2 separate regions of the Mus musculus genome follow, and region 1 is linked to region 2. A link is a contact called in ENCODE Hi-C or POLR2A ChIA-PET data. All regions are on one chromosome and are shown on one strand. Each heading gives the region's core, a stretch centred on a gene start or an enhancer-like site at or near the end of the contact. The rest is flanking DNA. Distances are from core to core; before and after follow the strand shown. Region 1 holds the start of Dhx9 (DEAH (Asp-Glu-Ala-His) box polypeptide 9). Region 2 overlaps Lamc1 (laminin, gamma 1).

Region 1 (3,725 bases), core at 354-2,853, 180 kb before region 2:
CTCCCTTGTCTCTGCACACTAGGCAAGCCGACCAGCAGAGGGCTGCACTCACCCTCTGGCCTGAGGAGTTTTAAACACCGTTCTCCTTTGGAAGTTTCCATAATTCTGTTCGCATGGGTGGAGATCAAATCGGGGCTTGAGGCATGCTAGTTTTCACAAAACAACAACAAACAGACAACTAGGTTGGGGATGCTGGGCTTGAGTGTAGCTTAGTAGTAGGGTAACCTTGAGTTACTCTTCAGTACTTCAAAAATACAACACCCCTCAAAACAAGTATTAAACTCAAGAGTCTTCTCACTTGAAGCTAAACAAAACACAGGATTTTGAGATAATTGGGAGCATGCCTTTAATCCCAGCCTGAGGGGTGAGGGGTGGGGCAGAGGCAGACAGATCTCTGTGAGTCCCAGGACAGCCTGGTTTACAAATCCAGGATAGCCAGGGCTACACAAAGAAACCCTGTCTTGGAAAAAAAAAAAAAAAAAAAAAAAGAGTCCCTCGTCCCTCTCCCCAGCCAAAAGGTAAGTGGAGAAGTTGTGTCTTGAGCTAGGGTTTTCTTTTTGGTGGGGTAATGGGTTTTACTACAATGGGATTAATGGCATATACCACCACCCCTGGCAATAAACCAATAAGCCAGGGCTCTCTTTCTTGTCTTAGATTCATTTTACTTTATGTCTTATGGCCTGTAGGTCAGTGCACCATGGTTGTACCTGCTGGGTCCCCTGGAATGGAGGTTATGGTTGTGTGTGAGCCACTGTGTGATTGAGAACTGAATCCAAGCCTTCCACAAGAGCAACAAGTGCTTTTAACTTCTAAGGTTTTTGTTCCTTTGCTGTTTAGACAGGATCTCATTATGTTGCCCTGGCCTTCCTTAAACATAGACCAGACTGTTTTGAACTTACGGAGGTCTGTCAGTCTCTGTTTCCTGGGTGCTGTGACTGGAGGCAAGTGCCACCATGCTACACACTGCCTGCAGCATTTTATTTCTTTTCTTTTTTCTTTTTCTTTTGGTTTTTCGAGACAGGGTTTCTCTGTGTAGGCTTGGCTGTCCTGGAACTCACTTTGTAGACCAGGCTGGCCTCGAACTCAGAAATCTGCCTGCCTCTGCCTCCCAAGTGCTGGGATTAAAGGCATGCGCCACTACTGCCCGGCTGCCTGCAGCATTTTGATGAAGCAGAAATACTTCAGTCCTTGTATTTTAACATACAGCACCCATAAATACATTGCTTTGGCATATTTTAAAGTGGCTATTCTGATAAACTCTGAAAGGATTAATCCTGTAACACTGCCCTTACGTAAGATAAACTATCAAAAAGGAGATCCATGGTGGCATGTCTCTAAATTTTGCCTTCAGAGGTGGAGGCAAGTGGACTGCGTTAAGTGGTGGGCTAGCTTGCTCTACAAAGACAAAGGCAAGGAGACATAACTTCCAGAAACCAAGCTGGTTAGCGACTGACAGGAAATTATGGGCCTAGGCCAGCAGATCTCGCGCGACCTCAGGTTTGGCGCCCGGAAGTGGTTCAAGCCCCGCCCCCTCGGGGCGTGCTGGCTCCGGAGTTGGCCTACCGCGCAGGCGCGAGTCGCCGACTCCGCCCCCTGGGTCCTGCAGTCGGAGCCATTTCGCCGCTGCTTCCATGCGGGTGAGGTGTGTTCTTTCGCCGTTCTCGTGGAAGGTTGGCGCTGCGAACTCGCCTAAGAAGGCTGTGCTCTCGGGCACGGAAAAGCGGAGGAGGGTAAGAAAGGGGGCGTTGCGGCCCCGGACGCGGGCTCATTGCTGCGGGCCGACGCCGGCCTCCGCGGCTCAGCCGTGGCTTTGTTGTGAGGCGCGGGCGGGCGAGCGTGTGGGGGAGGGGCAGCGCGGCGGGTACCCGGATTTACGGGCCGTGGGCGCCTCGCGCAGCGGAGCTCCCGTGGCCCTAGGCCCTGGGGTTCCTTGCACAGACTGGCCGCTCTCGGAGGCCTCTTCCTCACTCGGCCTGACGGGCGGCGGGTGTCTGTAATCAGTTGCGTGTAGGGGTAGCGGCTCGACGCCACCCGGCGCGTGGTGGTGGGGGGTCGTCCGCGGTTCTAATCCGGGACACCCGGGCCCCGTGGGGGTGCCCGCTTTGGGGTCCGGGGCTTCGCTGCAGGTCCTCCCGCTCCGCACTGGTGACGGGGCATGGCTGGGTGGGGCGGGATGAGGAGCAGGTGGTAGGAAAATGAATGCATGATTTAGTAAGTGATGGCGGAATTACACCGCGCAACGGGATAGCCCCGCTGTAGATAACGGTCGAAAGGGAGGGCGCCTCAGTCTGAGGGGTGCACGAGCCTGAGTCTGGCTTTGAGGTGCACAGTGTATCCGCTCCAAAGGGCAATGAGAGATCAGTTACGCCTAAGGCCAGACCTTCCTGGAGGAAGGGAGGGCCGGCCACGTGACCTGAGGGTGCGAAAAGAGATGAAAGAATTTGTTTCCGGGTGGCAAGAATGAAAACACAAAATTGGGAGCCATGACTCTAGCCTTTCATTCCAGCACTGGGGTTTGGTGGTGGAAGGTATTGTTCGATCTCTTGAGTCCGGGGCTACTACACATAGAAATCTTGTCTCATAAAACAAAATTTGATTTATTCCGATATGTGTGTGTATACGAGTATACGTGTATACGTATCAGGTAGTGGTGGCAAGTGAGAGAGGAGCTGTAGAAAAACAAACGAGTAATAGTGGAGGCATTTCTGGAGCCAAAACAGCAGGGCAGATGTGACATGATGGAAAATTTGGCATCCATCTAGGCTCTCGACAAGAGGATAAGTTCTAGGTCTGTAAAAGAAGTTGTGGGGTTTTTGTTTGTTTTTTTGGTTTTTCGAGATAGGGTTTCCTCTGTATAGCTCCAGCTATCCTGGAACTCACTCTGTAGACCAGGCTGGCCTCGAACTCAAATCCGCCTGCCACTGCCTACCAAGTGCTGGGATTAAAGGTGTATGCTACCACGCCCAGCTTGCTATTTTATGTAAATAACTACACTGTAGCTGTCTTTGGAAACACCAGAAGAGGGCATCATCTCATTACAGATGGTTGTGAGCCACTATGTGGTTGTTGGGATTTGAACTCAGGACCTCTGGAAGAGCAGTCAGTGCTCTTAACCGCTGAGTATTTCTAGGGGGCCATTTATACTCTTTATTCTCCAGTTTTCTTAAATTTCCTCAGTTCAAAGTAATAAAAGTAAAACCAAACAGTACAATAGGCAGTTTAAGGATTAAATAGTTCCTAATCTACTAAGGATATCAGCACCACTTTAAGGATTCAAGAAATAGCTGTGAAAGATCTTTGGGGATCGGATTAGAATTTCCAATTGTGAAGTTGGGTTGCAACTAAGAATATACTTAGGTATAAATTTATTACTGAGATGCCTAGTTAGTTTATAGATGGGAATATTAGTATTTTCCTCGGGTAAATTTTGGAGCCTTAAGGGCTGTATCGATCTGTTTGGACTTAGTTAGCATGAATGTTTAAAATTAAATGGGTTTTCTAGAGACAAAGGGGTTTGATAGGCCCTATATTTTGTTACTCATTTACTTTGTACATTTACTTATGTTGGGGGTTTTTGTTTTGGAGACAGGGTTTCTCTGTAGACTTGGTAGCCTCCAACTTAAAGAGATCAGCCCTTCTCTGCTCTCCAAGTGCTGGAATTAAATGCCTGAGCCAGAACAGCCAGACTTGTGAAGGAGTCTATTGTCTTTAGCTTCTTTTTGTTT
Region 2 (3,680 bases), core at 1,071-3,570:
GCAGCTCATTCTTTCTCCCGCCAGTGCAGTGAAGGTTACAGTGTAGCTAGATCATCTTGCTGGCTGATTTTGTTGTATGGGAGTAATGCCCCTGTGGATATCTTCACGCATGCTTCCTGGTGCTCACATAGGAGAGAGTCTCTGCAACTTGGTGGTGCACTCACAACAATGTGTGTCTTCAATTTTATGAGATAATACTGATTTTTCCCCCCCTGGGGTGGTATCAGTTTGGATGTCCACCAGCAGTGCTGGCAAGCTAGCTGGTCTACCCCTGACACTGGAAATTCTTAAATGTACCAACTCATTAGTATAAGATTGTGTCAAAGTGTTTTGCATCTAAAGTTTTCTTTCCATGTCTTTCTGGATCTTCCCTATTTCTTTTCCTGTAGAATGTTGCTTCATGGTTTTTGCCTTTATTGCTTGGTAGAATTCTGCAGGTACGTTGCTACTGATTCGTCATTAGCTCTGCATTATGTCTGAATGTGATTTGTCTTCTTATTTTTTCTACTTTTTTTTGATATTTTCTTTTTTAAATATCTGGTTTTTTACTATATGTATGAGTGTGTTGCTGGATTCGTGTCTGTGTACCACATGCGTACCTGGTGCCCTCGGAGGTCAGAAGAGGACAGCAGACTCCTTGGAATTAGAATTAAAAATGGAAATGATTCACCATGTGGGTGCTGGGAATCGAATCCAGGTCTTTTACAAGAGCAGCAAGTGCTCTTAATCACCAAGCCATCTATCTGTCCAGCCCTGTTGGGCGGTGTTTCTTAATTTCAGTATGACCATATTTATTAGTACATTCTTTGGCAGTCAGCCCTTCTGTGTCTTATGTAAGAAATCTTTGTTTCTTTTTAAGATCTAAGGTTTGGGTTTTCATTGTGTGCATTTTCCTTACTGGCGAGTGCAAGTCCTTTTCAGATGTATTCTATTTTAGAAAGATCTTAGTTATATTTAGGACTTTTTCTTCCGTGTAAATTCTAGAATGAGGTTTCTCAGAAACTTCTTTGCATCTTGATTTAATCCATACTGACTTGATGCCCATTTGGTTTGCGTTAACGTTCAGATATTATTGAGTTTGTCATAAACTTGTCATAATTTACATGTTTTTAAGTAATTCCAATAATGTTTTATAATTTCAACCTCAAGAGTCTTGTTTTTCTGTTGGATTCATTCCTGGGTTCTTTTTTATTGCTGACTTAATTTCAAAGTAAACCGTAATCCTTTGTAGCAGTGTGCAGAAAAGTGTAGCTTTTAAAATATGGGGCTTCAAGGGATTTGTTTAATTCTCTTCTTTTGATCATTTATCTTTAGATTCATTCAAGTTTTTTATGTAGACAGTCATCCATAAAAATAATAGTTTTATGTCTTCGTGCTAATCATATTCAGAACTGCGGATTCTGAAATCTTATTTATAATCTAAGTTTGGTACAAATAGTGATGAGGCTTATCAGGTGTCATGGCAGACACTGATCACAGCTGCTCGGAGAGATACAGGCAAAAGCATCAAGAATTCAAGGTCACCCTCAGATGGAGGGCTGCCTCTGCAGACAAGAGCAACAGAAAAGGAACAAGTGACAGAATTGTTGGGGCTGGGTACAGGCTTTCAGTCCCCACAGCATATGGTGTCTCTGAGTCGGATTCTAAGTTTTGGGGATAGGTAGGTCCATGTGTCATCCAGCTGTAGGTCCTGAGACGTTGCCAGTAGAGTATGCTACGGTCCCCTTAGGAACAGCTAGGGTATGAAACAGAGAAAGCAGTCCCATAAAGCAAAGAATTGCCCAAATTCCATTCAGCTTCAAGTTCTCACAAGATATTGTGCCATTAAAAACCAGAGTATAACTACCTGAGTCTAGAACATAACTTTGATACATAGACACACACACATATAACTTTTCTCAGATTTTATTATACATAATTTCCCATGACTTCACTACTCCGTGCACATGTGTGTGTGTGTGTGTGTGTGTGTGTGTGTGTCTGCCCACGCGCATGCACACGTGCGTGTATTAACTGAGGACTGAGTTACCCATGAGAACAGCTTCCTCTTCCTGCAGCATCTGGCTGTTGTTGCTTCAGCTGCACTCAGTATGCGCCAATCCATCTGTTTTTCTGCGATTCCCATGGAGACTGAATCTGTATAATTTGCATGTTCTTATTGTCTCTTTCTCCTAACATTTTTTTTTACTGGCATTTTTTAAGCCGAGGTCTGTGTCTTCCAGGATGGGGTGGGGAGCTCATTACATGTCGCCGGGTGGGTGAACCAGCTGACCCACTGAGAGGATTGGCAGCTTGCACCTTGATCTCTCAGAGTGAGCTGCTGCAAACCAAACCAAAGTGTGGCTTCCATGCACTCACCAAGCTTAGGAGGACAGGGTTGTACACTCTGAGTGTCCCTAACTCTCTCCCTACGAAAGCTTCGGCTATGCACAGCCCAGCTGCCAGCCGCTTTTCAGTCAGTGCCACAGGAAGCAGAATCAGCCAGCTAATCCTTTCCCAAGTTCCCGACTTGAGATGTTGTAAGATGCAGAAATGGTAGGCTGTGAACTTTAACTTGTACTGCCATAAGGGGCAGAAACAGTAAGTCTCTGGCGTTACTGGGCTGGAGAATCTGCCTTCGTTCCTTTCTGGAAGGGTTCCTTTCTGAACTTGTGGATTCCCTGGAGAAGTTGGACTTCTCTTTGGCTTCAGCTAGAGCGCTCCGGGAGAGGAGCCAGAGATGTCCCGAGGCTATGCATTTTTTTGTGTGTGTGTGAGAACTGTAGTTTGGCAGACATTTTAAAATGAGTTACCAGCCCAGGAATCTTGTGTCTGGGTGCTCAGGCTCCTTCCAGCTGGTATCCTCAACTGTCTACTGAGTGGTAGACAGGTGCAGGCTGAGTTTTGGCAGGGCTGTCACTGGGGACTGTAAGAGAGCAAGCTGTCTTCCTGTTCCTGGTATCTGTAGGTTCCTAGTGAAAACCCCTGCTTTCAGAACCAGCCCTGGCTTCCTGGTTGTTTCCCAGAGATTCTGCATTGAGACCCCGCCATCTTCCAGCATGTTCGTGTCCTTTGGCCTCTTCCTCCCCCCTCTTCTTCTTCTTCAGAGTCATGCCATTGGCTGGCCTCTGCCCCTCAGCACTCTTACTCATACTAAAAGTGCTCATTTCAGTTACCTTACCTTCTAATCCAGAGCGAGCATGCGCACCAACTGGCTCCTTTGGTGGGTGTCTCAGATTACTCCTTTAGCTGATGATAAGCAGCTTGAGAGCCGAGAAGGCCTAACCATTTGTAATTCCCAGTGGTGTTCATTAACTAATTTAGATTCTGTGACCTTTGCTGTGTTTACATTTTCGCCTCCAGACAGAACACAGTGTGTTTGGAGGGGTGATGCTCACAGAGGCTGGAACTCAAGGAATGATTGTCTTGATCTTGGGGTTTGCTAACACAAGCACAGGTGAAGGCCCCAAGAGGCCCACATAGTGATCACTCCATTGTTCCAGAGCTTGGCTCCGGTTTTCAGGGGTTCTGCTTCTTCGCCGGGAGGGCGAACACCAGCCGTGTCCAGATTTGTGTGTTTATATTTGGAGGATGAGAGTGCTGAAGTCCAGTTTCTCATTAGGGCTTCACGGCACAGTAAATGGAAAAGCCTGAGAAACTTGTAAGTCTGGATGTGTCTCCTCCTGCTGAGTTTTGTGGTG

What was found. Hi-C counts contacts between places; a loop is a spot of excess contacts on that map. ChIA-PET counts read pairs that join two places held with the same protein, here RNA polymerase II (POLR2A).
Region 1: a loop to region 2 is called in a map of regulatory T cell, with 2.5 times the contacts of the local background. The contact joins the promoter of Dhx9 here to the enhancer-like site in region 2. A Hi-C loop is called at or near these places in 1 of 37 maps with a recorded cell type or tissue (regulatory T cell). POLR2A ChIA-PET finds 5 or more read pairs at or near these places in 1 of 5 experiments (embryonic stem cell).

What each region holds. Positions count from the first base shown.
Region 1 is chr1:153,485,538-153,489,262 of GRCm38, reverse strand. Dhx9 (DEAH (Asp-Glu-Ala-His) box polypeptide 9) reads left to right here and starts at 1,603. Exons shown (of 28, transcript NM_007842.2): 1 at 1,603-1,730.
Region 2 is chr1:153,307,510-153,311,189 of GRCm38, reverse strand. The region is part of intron 1 of Lamc1 (laminin, gamma 1); the gene reads left to right. Among named protein-coding and RNA genes, the nearest start is that of Lamc1, 23 kb to the left of the region's middle. Within about 2 kb of position 2,320, at least 3 of the 3 ENCODE cell types and tissues checked have a DNase peak (open chromatin) inside an H3K27ac peak, as active enhancers do.